2 separate regions of the Homo sapiens genome follow, and region 1 is linked to region 2. Evidence: chromatin loops called from intact Hi-C (ENCODE). Cell type or tissue: OCI-LY7. All regions are shown on one strand. Links, peaks and the distances in the headings refer to the core of each region. The heading gives the core; the rest is flanking DNA.

Region 1 (4,393 bases), core at 271-4,270, 130 kb before region 2:
AGCTGACATTAAACACAGAAAGCACCTACTGCAGAACTGCTGTGCACCATTAGGTAACGTATGTAGATTACAGACAGCACAGTCTCCAGTTTCTAGAACACAGCTTTTCTTTTTGCCCTGTTCTCCCTCTGAAAATCACGAGCCAGAACCGGCTGCATGTCAACATTTACCCCTGAATAAATTAAAGACGCTGAAGATGTAACCATCATGCATAATGAATATTACTGACCACATACATAGCACCCGTTTGTCTCTTCTTCCTTCTTAACAGAACCCTGCTTTTGCACAGTTTTCTGCCTCTCCAACTTACAGCCTATGCTCCTCAGGAATGTAAAATGACCCAAACTTATTTCAAAAATAGACCCTGTTGACTTAAGTCAACTAGCATGTTCCATTTTCTAGGTCACACTCTGGTACACGAATTGGCCTGTGACCAAGTTTTTGTAATCAAAAGTGATCTCGGGATCCTTGCTTGCAATACCAGGGCAGGATAAACTTTCTCACTTTTCCCTTGGACACTGTAGTGCACGGATATGAGGCCCAGAACTGCAGCCACCATCTTTCTGCCAGCTCGAGGGCAAAGCTGGAACAAGAAGCAAGATGACTGCCTGGAGAGTGAGCAGAGCCACTGGATGAACTCAGTCCTTGGCTGGCTCCATCGCTAAACTCACAGATGTCAGCCAGTGAAATCTGTTAATGGCTATTCTACCTGAGTTGGGCTTCCTGTTGCTCGTTTGCTGAACGCATCTGAAAAGATAAATGTGGAGATGAAGTTCTTATGATCTATGCTTTGTATACTCATTTCAGAAGCTGAGGTATACAAACTTCCAAGTACCAGGACATCCAGCTGAGCACTATTTTATTTAATCCTTATATTCCCTAGCCCCCACTCAGCAGGATAGGAGCTACTATTATTCTCATTTTTCATATAGAGAAACTGAAATATACAGAGGTTAAGGAAGTTGCCTAATATTACAATCAATTAGTGAATGTCAGAGTTTGGATTCAAACCCATGCTGCTGGAATCTAAGCACATCTACCTGACCATCTGAGAGCTGTTTACTCTCAATAGCTCCATAAAACTCAGAAAAACAGTTATCTTTATTAATGCTTTAACTTTATATTATAATATCTAGATGATGCTCTTTTAATAAACCATAAAATGGATTCAGAAATAAAATCTCCCAAATCATAAAGCTTTAGTTCTTTTTCTGACTCTCAGCTGGGCAGATTACTCATTTTCCCAGAGCCTTGATTTCTTCACCAATAAAATGAAATTAGCAATACAAAATTTATGTTGAAGAAAATGAATGTAAGTGTGGTATGGGAACAAGAGTACTGGTCAGGGAATAAGAGTCCTTTGTTCTAGTTCTGGCTATGTGACCTTGGGCAAGTCACCTACCTCTCTGTGTCTCTGTGCCCTTCTATGAAGTCAAGTCACTTGTGGCTTAATATTCCATGGTTCTATTTCTATCTGACCCATGGAGCTCTTGAAAGGGTTGTGTCAGTTTACTAAAATGGCAAATGAAAGCCTTTGGCTTCATTGGGTTAAATTAATGAGCATCAAGAATTTTACCACCACATTTTAATGCCCTATTTTGATGGTACCCAGCTTGCTTTTCCTAACAGTAAAACCTGAGGATGAAGAAATAAAATCTCAAAATTCCAGTGGTTACTCACTATGGTGAGTAAGTGGCCATTATCAAAGCATCACTGCACATCACTAAACATTTACAGCGAGGAGATGAGCTGTGGCAACTTGATGGCCTTTTTGATGACTGTCCTGATTGCTGGCAGAGAAATGAAGCTTCCTGTGTCAGGGGTCAGGTGATGCAATAACACCCTCTAGATTTAGTAGGGAAGATTTACAGGGGGCGGGGGGGAGGGGAACTCATGCCCTCTGTGGTCTGTGCCCTAGAGCATCCTCTAGGCCAAAAGTCTGATCTGAATTACAAAGTCATCAAGTATCTACTACTTATTAGCAGAGAAGGTCAGGGAAAAAGTTAAATCCATGGACTTCAAGAGGACTTTTGAAGAATTCATCATGCAAATTTCTCTGTGCTTCCCCAGGGCCTCTCTGGCCCAGGTTGTGCAGTAGGTACCATTTTGGCCTCATTTTGCTAGAACAAGGATGTTGTGATTACTCAGAATAAAGTTACAAGGCTCTCTGCAGTCAAAGGAAAAACCTGTGAAGATAACCCGGAGCATTGTTCTTGGGTGATAAGAAGAACTGCTCTGTTTACAGCATGTTATCAGGGCACAGGAACAGGCACTGGCTGTCAGACCCCTCGAGGCGCGTGATGGTATAGGGCTGGCCCCAGGCTCCACAGGAAACAGCAGGACACATCTCAGGTCTGTATTTAATTTTTGGGTATGTACACTTCTATCTTTCTATATCGGCTTCCTTGGCTGAAGAATAAAAGTTCAAACTGCCTTCTAGAACATCCTACCTCTCATTATCATAATGTATTAGTCCATTCTCACACTGCTATAAAGAACTACCTGAGATTGCATAATTTATGAAGAAGAGAGGTTTAATTGACTCACAATTCTGCAGGCTGTACAGGAAGCATGGCTGGGAGGCCTCAGAAAACTTACAATTGTGGTGGAAGGCAGAGGGGAAGCAAGCACATCTTATCATGGCAGAGCAGGAGAGAGAGAGTGCGTATGAAGGGGGAAGAACTATACACTTTCAAACAACCAGATCTTGTGGGAACTCTATTATGAGAACAGCATGGGGGAAGTCTCCCCCCCATGATTCAGTCATCTCCCACCAGGCCCCTGCTTCAACACGTGGGGATTACAATTCGACATGAGATTTGTGTGGGGACACAGAGCCAAACCATATCAAATAGTATAGCCAACATTTACTAAGAGCTTCCTGTGTCCGACTCTTTATTACTGTGCCTGAATGATCATTCAATCCTCATCATTACCATGTAAAAACTGACAAGACAGGTGTGGCATGGACGGAATTTCCCCAACGATGATGGCCCTTCTTAACCCAAGCCTCACTTTATGGTTTCTTTAGGCAAAGCAACGCTTCAATTGAATAAACAAATCTAAGTTCCTATAAATAGGTGGTGTCCAGAAGGCGTAGTGGATATGGAGCCTCCTGACTCTATCCGTGATTGGCTGTGAATCCCACAAAACTGCCCCAGTCATACTGGCCCACAGAGCTTGGCTCTCAGGACAGGCTGTGTCTAGATAGGCTCGTGACAGGTGTGTATTTCTGCTAAATCTGTTTCTAAATTTCCCTCCGTCTGTGGTTTTCTACCTTGAGCAGAGCCTCCACATCTCTAAGGATGGAGACAAGAGCAGAAGCAAAATGCTTCACTCCCAGAACTGCTTCCCTAGCCAGACAGATACAGATACCCATATCTGACAGAGGCAGCCCTGCAAGCCAGTAAGACTGTGTTTGCAGCCTGATTCTGCCAGTCCTGCTCTAGAGTCCCAAGGGGTTTCATCCATCAGACTAAGATAATTAGCCTGTTTTTGAAATCTGTCAACCAGCCTCATAATCAGTTTTTCAATACATGTAGGCGATTAAATGACCGATGATGATGGTGGGGAAAAGAGCACAGTGAGGACAGAGGGCGTCTGCTGATGTGTTAGGGAGAGATGCCTCTGAAATAAAGATGAGGCAGAGATGGCACAGCGAAGGACTCAGGGACCTCGGGCCTCTGTCTTCACTCAGCTGGGAAAGTCATCGAATTGCTTTTTAGTTTCAATATAGAGAATAAGTGATTATGAGGCAAGCCACTGGCCATGTACCCTAAACATCCATGCTTCCCTATCCCCCTCTCTCCATCCCCATGGCCCCCTTTCCAGGCATCCCTGCCCGGTGCTCTGGAAAGAGTGTGGGTCCGGGATACGGAATGCAATTCAGATCTTGGCCTTTTTCTTACTTGTTGCAAGACTTTGTCCGAATTATTTTTCTACCCTCAGGCTTAGTTGCCTAGTGCATAAAATGGGAGCCTAGAGGTCACTATACTTGGTTGCTTGTTGCGAGAATAAAATCAAACGAGGTAAGGTGAAGTGCCAAGCGCAGTACCGGGCACAAAGGAGGTACTCAATTAAGTGTTCGACTTTCTCTCTCCTGAGAACCAAACTCTCTTCCCCATCACTAAAGCACAGGCTACCAAAAGAGAGGGCCTGACAATGATTGATTCAACAGATCACAGAATACTTTTTAAGCATCGATTACTGTGAAGCACCATTCCAGGAGCCCAATACAATGAGTTTTTATGCCTGCTTTGCCACCTGTGAGGTAGGCAAGTTGCTTAACACCTCGGAGTCCCCGTTTCCTCATCTCTAAGCTAGGACTAATGATATCTGTTTTGTTTGCCATGCAGGGTGTCAAGGCAAATCAGACTGTGTGGAAAAAATCTTC
Region 2 (4,316 bases), core at 317-4,316:
GAAATCAAGTTCATAGAAATTTGACTTAGATGTTCAAAATAAAATGAATCTCTCTCATTGGGTGTGTACTGGGAAGAGATTACAGTAGCAAAATGATTACACAAGGATGGCAGGATGTTTCTGTAAAGATAATGGAGGTTGGCCAGGCACAGTGGCTCACGCCTGTAATCCCAGCACTTTGGGAGGCCGAGGCGGGCGGATCACGAGGTCAGGAGATCGAGACCGTCCTGGCTAACATAGTGAAACCCCGTCTCTACTAAAAATACAAAAAAATTAGCCCGGTGTGGTGGTGGGTGCCTGTAGTCCCAGCTACTCGGGAGGCTGAGGCAGGAGAATGGCGTGAAGCCGGGAGGCGGAGCTTGCAGTGAGTCGAGATCGCACCACTGTACCTCCAGCCTGGGCAACAGAACGAGACTCCACCTCAAAAAAAAAAAAAAAAAAAAAGATAATGGAGGTTAGAATGAAATGGATTTCACTCTATTTCAAGGTATGACCACACTGATGTAACCCTTCAGCAAGCATTTTTCAAACTTACTACAAGACGTTCTGGGATGCAAAAATAAAGCAGGGTGGGGTATGTGTGGTCCTTGTCATCCAGGGCCTCCCAGTCAAGGAAGTGATGGCCTTAATAATGCATGAGCAGGTTTTCCTCTCACAAAGAGCACTTGACACTCGCCTGAAAGCATGAGAAGGCGCTCACTGTGGTAGAGTGCAGAGGGGCAAAAGGCGTTCAGGCACAAGTTTGGTGGTGGTTAGAAAAAAACAAATATGTTCCAAGACTGATAAATAGTATGCCGGAGCTCAAGGCAACCTCAGGCAAGTGGCAAGAGACGCAATGGAAGGGCAGGCAGCAGTCAGGTCTGAATGATCTTTTATGACAGACTTCAAATGAGGTGCAAATTGATGAAGAATTGTGTTCCAGGTCTCACAGAGAGCAGATGAGAATCAAGGCCCGATCTAGGCTAACTTTGAAGCCAGGCTTTGTCTTACACAACACCACTCTCAGATCAAAGGGATAAGGCTGGGATGCTGTATTTTGGAAGTAATACTACATCCTAGCTCTCCAATTTGAGTTGCATCAGCTGCTGAAGTTGGGGGAAGGAGGACCTTGATCAAGATCACATCCTGCTCCTTGCTCCTTATTCTATGTGATTTGTATAGCCTGCTCAAAGTCTTCAGTCTGATTCCATTTGAGCCAGGCCCGGCCAATAACTGCAGCTGGTTGGTTCTTGGACTTGGTCACCTTTCAGCAAGGCTCAATCACACCTCCATCTTATGCACATACAAGATGCACTGGGGCACCTGCCATCTTCCTGCTAATGGCAGGCTGCTAAGGATGTTAGCACGCACCTGCAGCTGTCCAGTGGCCCCTAATTTAGTAGTCATAACTGTCACAAGCTAATGCAACCTGACAGAAAATGTGGACTGGGAAGCTCGTCATTACCAAATGACTCACGGCCCAGCACACCCAGTGTCCTCCCAAAACACATGACTAAAGCCCCAGCAGTGCTCTTCCCAAGAGCCTCTTTTTCTCCTTTTTCAGATTCTCCAACATATGGAAAGGATCAGATGAATACCCTGCTTCCTCGCCCTCTGCCCCAGTCCCATAGAAAACAGATGACTGTCTCCACCACTCCCTCAGCCTTCCCAACTCCTATGCCACCACACAGATCCTGAACCGCTATCTCAGGCTACCATTTGCCACCTACTCTGTCACATAACACCTGTAGCAGGCAAGGGCTGGCGAGATGATTCAGTGCCCTTACATTGTTGAGAAACAGAGCCCCAAACCTCTTTCTGCTGGGTATTGTCACTAGCGCCCAGGGAGGGGAAGCACAGAGAATGCATTTAAGGAAAGCCCGTGCCAAGCAAGGCAAGAATATGCTTACTAAGCAGGCACATGGAAGCCCAGGAAAATCAGGGCCTTTCTACCGCCCTTCCCCCACAGTTATTTGGATGGTGTATGACAGTTATGTGTTCTCCACATGCTCTTCCTTATTGTGCAGCTTCACAGTCTAAGGTGCCAAAGCCCTGCCCACACAACGTCCCAAAGAAACCCTGACATCCAGTGGGAACACAGCCATATCTTGGCCTGCCATAGAGCCTAAGCCATTTTAATTTCAGTTCCTTTCAAATTGAAATGAAGGTAGCTAGGTTGAATACTACCGCATGGAGACTTATTTAAAATCTCTAGCATAGTGACTCCAGTGAAATGTAACCACATTGCCAAGTGCACAGGACAATGTGACTCATGGGTGACTTTTGCCCCCAGCTCTGCTATGCCGATGGCCCCCGTGGTACCATGACGACTTTCCACCCATGCGCTGCTTGCTTCTCCATACGTGGAAATGGAGGAACTTGGGGAGATGAGCAATGGACCCTTTGAAGGGAAATGTATTCAGAGGCCAGAAGTGATGCCAAGTGGAAGGAGTGTTACAAGGTCTCTATGGGGCTCTGAGCTTTCCTTGCTTCCCCCAGAGACCACAGCACAGTGCTGACCCATGCTCCACAAGGCTGAGCCAAGAATGGAATATAATGGAAGAGTCCCCTTGGAACAGGATCCTGCCAGCTGCCTGGAAGGCCGCCTGATCCTGTGCTGGAAGAAAAGCCCCTTTTTGAAATGGTAAAGACCTCGAGGTCATTGCTCTAACCCTGGCAGCATATCCCGAGTGGGTCAAGGAGAAAGGGGGTAGAAGGCTCAAATAAGGAAAGGGCCAAACTGGCATTCTTAGGAAAACACTTGCTTGGTCATTAGCCACGATGAGTCATTTCTTATTTTCCACCTCCCTCTTCTACTGCCGCCCACCTTCAGCTCCCACTCCATGTCCCAGTCTCTGTTCTTACGACTTTCCTGTTGCTTTGTTTCACTGAATCTTTCAGAAAGTTGCACTGCTCTAAATCACTTCCTGGAGGCAAAAATATTCACTAAATAGATATAAATTTGAATTTAAAGAATCCCTCTTGTGCTGGGAATCTAAAAAAAAATGATAGCAAAGTGAGGAAGATATGCTCAGAAAACCAGAATGAAATCAGAGTCAATAGCCATTGGAAGAGAAGCAGAAGGAAGATGACATTTGAGAGACGGTTAGGAAGATGTGAACAGGAAGCTCATGTCTTTTAATATTTGAAATAAAGATATGAAAAAAGCCCAATTCTGATATAGGGCAATATTAAAGAGAAAAAACTACATGCCAAAGAGTTTCTCTGCCTAAAAAGACCACAGGAGCACAAAATGAGGGAGAAAACAGACTCCGAACCCCTGCACCAAAGAAGGGGACAGTGCTGACTATCTTCTTCAGGTGCATTAGGAAGCAGAGATGCCCCACAGAAAATTCAGCTGTCAGCCTCACACCTAGTCCTAGATGAACAGAATCCTCAACAACCCTTGAGTGAAGTCATGGTGAGAACACATATCAAGATTTATTTCTGGAAAAGAGCAAAGAATGAAACTAAAGGTGACGCTCCCAAAGGAGATATTGAGCTATACTCTTAGGAAGTGCAGACTTCCTGCTAACTGTGCAAGCATCTGTGCAGAGCCCTTCTCATGCTTGGATGATCTTTCCAGAACACTCATAAAGTGACAGACCATCCAACTGTCTGTCAGAAGTTAGCTCAGCATGCAATTCTGACCGTTCAGCTAGATCCAGCACTGAGTTAGACAGAGTAGAAGCTTGGCTGAACCTTAAAGGAGGCGGTTTCTAAAAAAGAATAGTTGTCTACATACACATCAAATGGTAAAGCAATTAATTCGAGGTTAACCTAACTACCAGAGGATCCATCCTTAATGAAGGTTTGGGATGGATGGGAGAAAACTAAGAGATGTGGGGAGTAGGGATAGTTAAGGAAAAGAACGAGGAAGGTACTAGTAAATTTTATCATATAGATATTAATAACTGCAAGATAATGTTATGTCCAGAATGTCTTCTCTGCATCATTAAAAAAATTTAAACAAATATAGCACTGAAACTCATGCTTTTTACATTTAAATCTTTTTTTTGTTTAACAAATTACCTTTTTATTTAAACAAATGTAGCTCTGAAACTCATGCCTCCATGTTACTATTGCTTTAAAGGAGTGAAGAATATAACTTGGAATTTATCAAAGACAACTCAGAATGCATTAAACAACAACAATAGTTTCCGTTAGCCTTTGAGCAACACTGTCCATTCCTATGCTCCTTGCACTTTCCAGGACTTTCCACACTCTCCTTTTGCTCAAGACTTCAACCTTCATCCAAGGTACATATTCCTCCATGAACTCAATTCAAAAGATAAAAGAAGAAAGTGTTTATCTATCTTAGGGCAAATTTCCAATTT

The links. Peaks named below come from ENCODE experiments on the same cell type or tissue, not always from the same donor. Only the 100,000 strongest peaks of a DNase experiment are listed, where the experiment ranks them.
Region 1: a loop joins it to region 2, with 4 times the contacts of the local background. A loop is called at or near these places in 1 of 110 quality-filtered maps.

What each region holds. Positions count from the first base shown.
Region 1 is chr15:33,676,645-33,681,037 of GRCh38, reverse strand. All of the region lies in intron 38 of RYR3 (ryanodine receptor 3), which reads right to left. Among named protein-coding and RNA genes, the nearest start is that of CHRM5, 290 kb to the left of the region's middle. In OCI-LY7, for the core only: no CTCF peak of the experiment used is centred there; a DNase peak (open chromatin) is centred at 1,777.
Region 2 is chr15:33,550,420-33,554,735 of GRCh38, reverse strand. All of the region lies in intron 10 of RYR3 (ryanodine receptor 3), which reads right to left. Among named protein-coding and RNA genes, the nearest start is that of RYR3, 240 kb to the right of the region's middle. In OCI-LY7, for the core only: no CTCF peak of the experiment used is centred there; no DNase peak of the experiment used is centred there.